Regions from separate parts of the Homo sapiens genome. Here all the other regions are linked to region 4. A link is an interaction called in ENCODE POLR2A ChIA-PET data of the cell type or tissue named here. Cell type or tissue: B cell. All regions are shown on one strand.

Evidence for each region. Peaks named below come from ENCODE experiments on the same cell type or tissue, not always from the same donor. Only the 100,000 strongest peaks of a DNase experiment are listed, where the experiment ranks them.
Region 1: POLR2A ChIA-PET joins it to region 4 with 6 read pairs; 5 of 35 experiments call an interaction of 5 or more read pairs at or near these places.
Region 2: POLR2A ChIA-PET joins it to region 4 with 6 read pairs; 3 of 35 experiments call an interaction of 5 or more read pairs at or near these places.
Region 3: POLR2A ChIA-PET joins it to region 4 with 9 read pairs; 7 of 35 experiments call an interaction of 5 or more read pairs at or near these places.

The regions. Positions count from the first base shown.
Region 1 is chr10:96,667,787-96,670,286 of GRCh38, forward strand. All of the region lies in intron 2 of PIK3AP1 (phosphoinositide-3-kinase adaptor protein 1), which reads right to left. Among named protein-coding and RNA genes, the nearest start is that of PIK3AP1, 51 kb to the right of the region's middle. In B cell, no CTCF peak of the experiment used is centred here; no DNase peak of the experiment used is centred here; H3K4me3 peaks cover 426 bases; H3K27ac peaks cover 2,439 bases.
Region 2 is chr10:96,875,468-96,877,967 of GRCh38, forward strand. All of the region lies in intron 2 of LCOR (ligand dependent nuclear receptor corepressor), which reads left to right. Among named protein-coding and RNA genes, the nearest start is that of LCOR, 44 kb to the left of the region's middle. In B cell, no CTCF peak of the experiment used is centred here; no DNase peak of the experiment used is centred here; H3K27ac peaks cover 300 bases.
Region 3 is chr10:96,644,199-96,646,698 of GRCh38, forward strand. It overlaps PIK3AP1 (phosphoinositide-3-kinase adaptor protein 1), which reads right to left. Exons shown (of 17, transcript NM_152309.3): 8 at 1,275-1,464. Among named protein-coding and RNA genes, the nearest start is that of TM9SF3, 58 kb to the left of the region's middle. RefSeq lists an enhancer at 1,274-1,343. In B cell, no CTCF peak of the experiment used is centred here; a DNase peak (open chromatin) is centred at 1,303; H3K27ac peaks cover 2,500 bases.
Region 4 is chr10:96,759,875-96,762,374 of GRCh38, forward strand. No RefSeq gene overlaps it. Among named protein-coding and RNA genes, the nearest start is that of PIK3AP1, 41 kb to the left of the region's middle. In B cell, no CTCF peak of the experiment used is centred here; no DNase peak of the experiment used is centred here; H3K27ac peaks cover 1,564 bases.

The DNA.
Region 1 (2,500 bases), 92 kb before region 4:
TTAAATCAAAAAGAAAAGACTTCAACCAGTAAAAGAATGCCTTCAACACCTCTTTACCATGCATTTCTCCTTTTGCGCCATAGAGGGAACAGGGCCTTAAGCCCACAGGCTTCTGTAGGAATCTGTGTACCACAGAATTTAATACCAATGTGTACTTTTTATTATCTATATTTTTATATCTAACTTCTATCTATATCAAGAGATACTGGTTTTTTCATGTAGAGTGGCAAAGTTTCCTTTTAAAATATACTTACTTAGAAAATATGAATTGACTTAAAGAAAATATTAACTTAATAGCACAACGAAAAAATTTTGGAAAGAGTGGTGATGGCTGCGCAACATTGTGAAAGTAATTAATGCCAATGAATTGTATACTTTAAATTGGTTAAAATGACAAATACTCTGTTACCTACATTTTACCACAATTTTTAAAAATTAACCGCATACACCAAAAACTGCTGAGTTGTACACTTAAAATGCATGAATTGTATGGTACATGAATTTAAGAAAATAGTAGCACTATGGTACAAACATAAGCCAAAAACGAGGTTGGTGGTTCTCAAATGACTGAAGTTTGGGAAATGCTGCATTATGCTATTTTGCTTCCATTTTGTTAAACTAATTATTTTTTAGTTTAAATAAGGTAAAGTCAAGGTGGGAAGGCAGGATGAAGGCCTGTAGCATAAACATGCTGGATTCTTTCTCTAAGTTTTAGATACAAGGAAAAAGAAAGTGAGCAGAGAAGGAAACTAAGGAGATAAGTTTCAACTGAGAATTAAGAGCTTGCCACCAATCTACTCAAAAATGGAATTAAACAGAAACAGTCACTGGGGCCAGTCAGGGGAACCTGTGTGTCTCTGTGCTGGGACAAAGTAGGGGGGTATCGTGGTTCATGTCCAAGACTTCCAGTGTGGCTGATGAAAAAAAGACTGAAGAAGATTCAAAGATTTCTTAGAAGGATGCAGATGAGCAACCTAAGTATTGGGGTTCACAGAAGAAAGGGCTGTGTTTCCTCTGCATTTGTATTTTAAGTTGAGGACTCAGATTTAACCACCACACGGGGCCAGGCGCAGTGGCTCACACCTGTAATCCCAGCACTTTGGGAGACCAAGACAGGCAGATCACTTGAGGTCAGGAGTTTGAGACTAGCCTGGCCAACATGGTGAAACCCCATCTCTACTAAAAATATACAAAAATTTGCCAGGCGTGGTGGCACACGCCTGTAATCCCAGCTACTCAGGAGGCTGAGACAGGAGAATTGCTTGAACTCGGGAAGCGGAGGCTGCAGTGAGCTGACATAGAACCACTGCACTCCAGCCTGGGTGACAGAATGAGACTCCATCTCAAAAATAAAATAAAATTTAACCACCACACAAATGGGGCAGGAATATAGAGTTACCCAAGGTCTGGAGAAACTTCCAGAGGCTTGTCCACTCAGGATGAAATTTCTCAGCTGTTACGATGTTCATTCATCCTACCTAAGCCACAGTGATGAAACCACGAAACAGCTATTTTTCAAAGCCCCGAATAAAATGTTCCAAAACCTGAGCTTACTACGAAGTTTCCTAGTCACATAGCAAGTGTCTACGGAACACATCTGCCACGTTCTAGCACTGGCCTGGATCCCACAGGAGAATTCCAGAAGTGTGTCCTGTACAGCTGTGTCCCTTAAGGAGCTTCCAATGAATTGGGAAGATGAGGCCCCACATGAAAAAACAGGGAGGCCGGGCGCGGTGGCTCATACCTGTAATCCAAGTGCTTTGGGAAGCCGAGTCGGGAGGATTGCTTGAGCTCAGGAGTTTGAGACCAGCCTGGGCAGCATTATGAGACGCTGTCTCTACCAAAAATACAAAAAATTAGCTGGGTGTGGTGGTGTGTGCTTGTGGTCCCAGCTAATCAGGAGACGGAGGCTGCAGTGAGCTGAGATCGCACCATTGCACTCCAGCCTGGGTGACAGAGCAAGACCCTGTCTCAAAAAAACACAAAAAACAAACAAAAAAAAAACCAGAGAGAATTATGTGATACCTTATCACCAGGCACCAACTTGTACGATGAGACTATAAATAGAACTAAATTAAGTTAATGTTTCTAAGTGTTTAGAAAAGTGGGACCAGGTGCGGTAGCTCATGCCTGTAATCCCAGCACTTTGGGAGGCCGAGGTGGGCGGATCCTAAGGTCAGGAGTTCGAGACCAGCCTGGCCAATATGGTAAAATCCCGTCTCTACTAAAAATACAAAAATTAGCCGGGCGTGGTGGCACGCGCCTGTAGTCCCAGCTACTCGGGAAGCTGAGGCAGGAGAATAACTTGAACCTGGGAGGTGGAGGTTGCGCCACTGACTCCAGCCTGGGTGACTAAGCAAGACTCCATCAAAAAAAAAAAAAAAAAAAGAGAGAGAGAGAGAGACAGAAAAGTGCTTGCACATGAAAAATTCAGAAGTTGAGAAAAACTTCCTAAGAGATGAAGAAGGCAAGCTCCCCTCGGTCAAATAGCACTGGGATG
Region 2 (2,500 bases), 120 kb after region 4:
GGTTAAAGTTCAGTGGGATTCAGCTGCCCTAGTTTAAGAGCAGAGGAAATAGGATTTTTGATTGTTCATCATTACCACTGCCTTCTTCAAACCACGTGTTTGAAAACACATGGGCCAGGTTTGGTGGCCCATGCCTGTAATCCCAGCTCTTTGGGAGGCTGAGGTGGGCCAGTCGTTTGAGCTCAGGAGTTAGAGACCAACCTGGGCAACGTGGTGAAACCCTGTCTCTACAAAAAATATAAGAGTTAGCTGGGTGTGGTGGGGTGCCTGTATAGTCCCAGCTACTTGGGAGGCTGAGGTGGGAGAATTGCTTGAGCACAGGAGGTTCATTGAGGCTGCAGTGAGCTGTGTTTGCACCACTGCACTCCAGCCTGGGCAACAAAGAGAGACCCTGTCTCAGAAAAAAACAACAAAAAACACACATGGTCCACTGGTAGGAGGCACAAAATTAGTAAGATCTTGCTTTCAGAGATCCCAGATTCTACTGGTAAAAGACCGACTTATAAATAGCTAATTATATCTAGCTGGGTCAGAGACTTAAACATTAAAAAAAAAAAAAAGTAAAAGAAGTAGAAGCAACATAGACAATTTTTTCCCCTATCATATTGTCTTAGTTCATTTTCTGTTGCTATGACAGAATACCTGAGACTGGGTAATATATAAAGAAAAGACATTGATTTCTTAATAGCTGTGAAGTCTGGGAAGTCCAAGGTTGAGGAGCCATATCTGATGAGGGCCTTTTTGCCTCTAATGATGGAGGGCACCTCATGGGAGAGAGCAAGAGTGCCAGCTCAGGTCTGTCTTCCCCTTCTTAAAAGCCCCTATTCCCATCATGGGGACCCCACCCTGATGACCTTACTTAATCCTAATTACTTTCCAAAGGCCCTACTTCCAAATACCATAAACATATGAATTTGGGGATTAATTTCTCAACACATGAAATTTGGGGATACATTCAAACTATAGCACATATTGAAATGGGAAAGGCCTTTAAATTATAAAGGAAATGGTTTATATAAAAATTAAATACTTTATATGACAAAAGCCATATAATTAAAAAGCAAATAGAGAAAAAAGATGGCAGCTTTTATTAATACATAACTTTCTGCCATATATTAGAATGAACTCTTAATATTCAGAAAGTAGAAAAGATTAATGACTCATTAGAAAATACGGACAAGGCAATGAATAGGCAGTTCACAAAGAATTAAAAAGCTCATAGGCTTTTTTTTTCCTTTTGAGACGGAGTTTCGCTCTTGTTGCCCAGGCTAGAGTGCAGTGGTGCGATCTCAGTTCACTGCAATCTCCGCCTCCCGGGTTCAGTGATTCTCCTGCCTCAGGCCTCCCGAGTAGCTGGGATTGCTTACAGGTGCCTGTCACCACACCCGGCTAATTTCTTGTATTTTTAGTAGAGACAGGGTTTCATTATGTTGGCCAGGTTGGTCTGGAACTCCTGACCTCAGGTGATCCACCTGCTTCGGCCTCCCAAAGTGCAGGGATTACAGGCGTGAGCCACTGCACCTGGCCAACAGATGTATATAAAAATTGTTCAGTCATTATTATAATCAAGGACTTGCAAATTTAAACATCAAGGTAAAATCTTTTGCCTATTGTGTATTGGCTAAGTTGAGGCATCCAAAGGACCCAGGGGCCATCTTGTGTGCTCTCACTGGCCTAAGATGGAAAATAAACTATCTTAAAAAAATGGCTACAATGGATTTAACTATATCAAATCAACAAAAATCCAGGAGTTCATAATGATGCTTTAAAAATAGGCCAGGTGCGGTGGCTCATGCCTGTAATTCAAGCACTTTGGGAGGCAGAGGTGGACAAATTGCTTGAGCTCAGGAGTTCAAGACCAGACTGGGCAACATGGTGAAAACCCTATCTCTACAAAACATTCAAAAATTAGCTGAATGTGGTGATACATGTCTGTAGTCCCAGTACTTGGGAGGCTGAGGTGGGAGGATCACTTGAGCCTGGGAAGTCGTGGCTGCAGTGAGCTGTGATCATGACACTGCACTCCAGCCTGGGTGAGTGAGTGAGATCCTGTCTCAAAAAAATAAGTAAAATAAAAATAACTTATTGATCATCTTTGGAGATTGCAAGGGTGTCAACTCATTTTTCTGAATTTTTTTTTTTTTTTTTTTTTTTTTTTTTTTGAGACGGAGTCTCGCTCTGTCACCCACGCTGGAGTGCAGTGGTACAGTCTCAGCTCACTGCAAGCTCAGCCTCCCGGGTTCACGCCATTCTCCTGCCTCAGCCTTTTGAGTAGCTGGGACTACAGGCGCCTGCCACCATGCCCAGCTAATTTTTTGTATTTTTAGTAGAGACGGGGTTTCACCGCATTAGCCAGGATGGTCTCGATCTCCTGACCTCGTGATCCGCCTGCCTCGGCCTCCCAAAGTGTTGGGATTACAGGCGTGAGCCACTGCGCCCGACCTGAAAATTTATAATAGGAGAAGAATGAAGCATTTATCCTATTACCTACAAAATGTAT
Region 3 (2,500 bases), 120 kb before region 4:
GAAGGACCCTAGACATCCTGCTATGTGTGGGACAGCCCTGCCCAATGAAGAGATGTTTCATGTCCCTCGTGACTTTCAAATATTTCCCTAGACATACACATAAGTTTTAAAAAGTACGTATGATACATATTTATACCTATGTGTATATTTCTACATATCTGTGTATATGTACAAGTATGTCTGTATTTTTAAATTTAATGTCAGCAGATATAAGCAAAAATATAGACAAATATACCTCATTTTATTACTAATTATTACCAATGCCATATTGGCTGGGAGTCACAAGTCACAGAACTTCTCTCAACTCAGTTAAAGATTCCTATTTTGTTTTGAGTTTAGGTGTTGGAGGGGAACTTCTACTGCTCATTCACTTTTGTCAAAAGGCATTACTTTTGCATTGGAAAAAACAAGATAATAAAAAGTGGGCAAAGTTTGTTAGACAGTTTATAAGAAAAATCATGATCCTGAAGAATGATATTTTGAAAATAAGCTTACTATATATTAATGCAATAAAATCAAATTACCCCTCGCCCCCCAAAAAATCTGCTTATTATTTTCTGAGCCTAGAACCTAAACTGTTTCACATATAAACACATCTTATTTTTGCAAACACTTAATTTTTTAGAAATTCAATTTCTATGAAAATGGAAAGGAAATCATAAAGAGTTGTTCACCATCTAGGAAAATCCAGGTGCCAATGCCAACATTATTCCCATCATTTGAGCCACCAAGACTGCAAACGTGTCAGTCAATGTTTGAAGCCGTTGACCGTGATTCTGAGTGTGTCTGCATCTGACTCTTTTGTCATGACTTCTGGTGCAGGCATGTTTGAGTATGTCCTCTTCTTTAATTTCTCTTTCCTATTTCAATTAGGGCAGTATATTTGATTTCTGAGAATTTTATATGTAGGTAGGTTATATAATACATAAACCTCATGTCAGAGTAGGAAAATGTTTGTTATAAAAAGGACCCCTGGAGACTGAGGGCTGAGAGCCACTGATTTGGCCTCTCAGATCACGAGGCAATGAGTTCATCAATTCTGACTTCCAGATATTTGCTTAAACTCTCCCAGCAGTCATAACAGAGGAAGTTTGGAGAAGAATTCTGCTTGTCACAGCACATGACTCCAGCCCTAGCTTTGTGTAAAACAGGACCTTCATCTCTCTGGGGTGAAGTGAGGGTACATAGGGACTGCCCCGCGCCATCTTCATCCGGAATGAAAAAAGCTGTTTCTCAGCAGAAAGGTGGAAGCAGAACTGGGTTGTGCTACTTACAGAGGTCTTCAGTGGCAGCTGGGACAAAGGCAGCCATGGACTCATAGAGATCCTCGTCACAGCCGGGGTTGAGCGAGCATTTCATAAGCAGGTCTGTGGAAAGGTGGGCCATGGACTCGTACACAGCATCAGCCTCCTCCCCGTGCATCAGTTCCTCTTTAATGTGACTCTTGAGCATGTCCACCGTTTCCTGAAAGAGAAGATGAGGCCCACGGCGCCCTGAGGCAGCCTGACTTTCCGGGTGGAACTTGGCCCCCGAAGGCACTTGTGGCCAGCAAAGTAAAGGCTCCCATGAGTCAGGATTACAACTGGTTGTGTGTATTTGTATTTTCCCACCTGACTGAACGCTCCTTGAGGCCAGGCTTCCCACCTTTTTTAGTTTATTTCACGTTTTTGTTTTAATCTTCGTATCTTCCTACAACACTAAGCACAGAGTTAGGCACTCAGGAAATACTCGTTAAATGTCCACTGACCAGAGGATACAAATTAAAAATTACTTTCCCATGGCCTGATGTGGTGGCTCACACCTGTAATCCCAGGACTTTAGGAGGCCAAGGCAAGTGGATCACCTGAGGTCAGGAGTTCGAGACCAGCCTGGCCAAAATGGCAAAACCTCATCTCTACTAAAAATACAAAAATTAGCCGGGCATGGTGGAGCACGCTTGGAATCCCAGCTACTCGGGAGGCCGAGGCATGAGAATTGCTTGAATCCAGGAGGTGGAGGTTGCAGTGAGCCAAGATCGCACCAGTGCACTACAGCCTGGGCAACAGAGCAAGACTCTGTCTAAAAAAAAAAAAAATACTTTCCCGTGAGCACCTTTTAAATGTCAGGTACAATGCTAGGTATTTGCCTATACCCTATCTCCTGTAATCCATTCCACTACTGCTTGAGAAAGGTATAATATTCTCTAGTTTACAGATGAGAAAAACAAAGCTCACAAAAATCTAGTATCTTACTCAAGGGCTTGCAATCCTGATTTCTGATACTTCTTCTACACCCTAGTGGTTCCTCCAAAGGGAAAAAAATGACACAAGAAGGTGTGACCTTTACTGACTAGCCACGCAGAAATTCAAATGAGCTGAACAGGAATGCAGCTAAGGTGTTCTCGCCCTGTGTGTAGTCAGAGGTCACTCCGCAGCTTGGCACACTAGCCCCTGTTCCTTCAGCAGTCTCCTCCAAACTGTCAGGAACCCTGACAGTTTCCAGGGGTTCCAGCCTCGATTTT
Region 4 (2,500 bases):
TATACCCAAAGGATTATAAATCATTCTACTATAAAGACACATGCACACGTATGTTTATCGCAGCGTTATTCACAATAGCAAAGACTTGGAATCAACCCAAATGCCCATCAATGATAGACTGGCTAAAGAAAATATGGCACATATACACCATGGAATACTACACAGCCATAAAAAAGAATTAGTTCATGTCCTTTGCAGGGACATGGATGAAGCTGGAAGCCATCATTCTCAGCAAATTAACACAGGAACAGAAAATCAAACACCACATGTTCTCACTCATAAGTGGGAGTTGAACAATGAGAACACATGGACACAGGGAGGGAAACATCACACACTGGGGCCTGTCAGAGGGTTGGGGGCAAGCGGAGGGAGAGCATTAGGACAAATACCTAATGCATGCGGGGCTTAAAACCTAGATGACAGGTTGATAGGTCTAGCAAACCACCATGGCACACGTATACCTATGCAACAAACCTGCACGTCCTGCAAATTGTATTCCAGAACTTAAAAAAAAAAGAAAAAAAAAACTCCACCACCACCACCACCACCACAACAACAAAAACGAAATCTCAATGGTACACAGATAATTTTTAGTCATTTCCCCTTGGCCATAATTTAGAACCATATACACAACTAATTGCCAGGGAGGCTTGGAAACAGAGTCTTTAGCTGATTAGTCATGTGCCTGGTTAAAATTTGGAGGTTCTATTACCAAAGAAAAACAGAATGACTCTTGGGGGGATATTTGGCAATCTCTGCCACACGGACTATACACAATATTCTTCACTTTGCTTATTTCATGTGTCCCTCTAAGTAAATAGAGAACAAATCTGGCTTAATAGCTGCCTAATATTTCATTGTATAGTTATATCATAATGTATTCAGGCCAGGCATGGTGGCTAACACCTGTAATCCCAGCACTATGGGAGGCCAAGGTGGGTAGATCACTTGAGGCCAGGAGTTAAAGACCAGCCTGGCCGACATGGCAAAACCCCGTCTCTACTAAAAATACAAAAATTAACTGGGCATGGTGGCGCATGCCTGTAATTCCAGCTACTCGAGAGGCTGAGGCAGGAGAATTGTTTGAACCCAGGAGGCAGAGGTTGCAGTAAGCCGAGATGGCACCACTGCAGTCCAGCCTGAGTGACAGAGTGAGACTCCATCTCAAGTAAAAAAAAAAAAAAAAAGGAGTATGGTATTTTCCCAGGAATAAATTAAAAAATAAATGTACATTAAATTTTCAACTTTCAATTATATTCCACTACTCTAATATAGTAGCTATTTTTAGTTTTTGAAATCTTATCTTCCAGTCTTTATCTCTATAACCCAAAGGTCGGCCTCCTGGTGATCCTAAATTCTCCAGCTCTCTAGGGATATTTGTTTTGTTTGATTTTGTTTCCCCCCCTCTCTCTCCCAAGGCTCTCTCTTGCACTTCTGACTCATGGTGTTCTTAGAACATTCTCTTGGGCCATCTCTTCTCTTGAAGTCTCTAGCCTCCTGTCCTTTTGCCCACCTTTCTTTCTCTGATCTCACCCTTCATCTCCACCATCTTCTCCCCATTTCTGCCCACCTCTGCTTGCTCCAGGAAATTAAAAACGTGTCTGTCTTTATTTTGAAGAGCAATGCTGTGTTACTTATCTCACTCTAACCCAGGCCAGATTGCTACAATACTCTAGACTGCTACAAACATGAGGGTCTTTGAAGTATTCAGCACAATTAAGAGAGCTCACTTTCTGAGGATTTCTGCCTCTAGCTTTTCAAAGGAACAACACGTTTTTCTCCCTGCTCCATATGTATAAATCTCACATAATTGTAATCACAGTTTATGTACATACATATTTGTGCTCTACTCTTTTTCATTTGGTGTTGTTTCATAAGTAGTTTCCTCGTTGTGAATCTTATCTTGTAAAATTGTATAATTCTGGCTGGGCATGGTGCCACACACCTGTAATCCCAGCTACTTGGGAGGCTGAGGCAGGAGAATCGCTTGAACCTGGGAGGTGGAGGTTGCAGCAAGCCAAGATCATGCCACTGCACTTCAGCCTGGGCAAAAAAGTGAGACTCTGTCTCAAAAAAAAAAAATTGTATAATTCAGTCCTGTAAAGGTGACTTAATTCACTTAATCATTTCTCTAGTGTTGCGCATTTAAGATATTTCTACTTTTGTTGGGGAAAATTTGTTGTAAAATATTTTTAAACAACTAAAATCTCTTTCTATCAATTATGTTCTGCTGGGCGCGGTGGCTTACGCCTATAACCCCAGCACTTTGGGAGGCCGAGGCGGGCAGATCACTTGAGGTCAGGAATTGGAGACCAGCCTGGCCAACATGGTAAAGCCCCGTCTCTACTAAAAGCACAAAAATTAGCCAGGTGTGGTGGTGGGCACCTGTAATCCCAGCTACTCGGGAGGCTGAGGCAGGAGAATCCCTTGAACCTGGGAGACAGAGATTGCAGTGAACTGAGATCATGTCACTGCACTCCAGCCTGGGCGACAGAGCAAG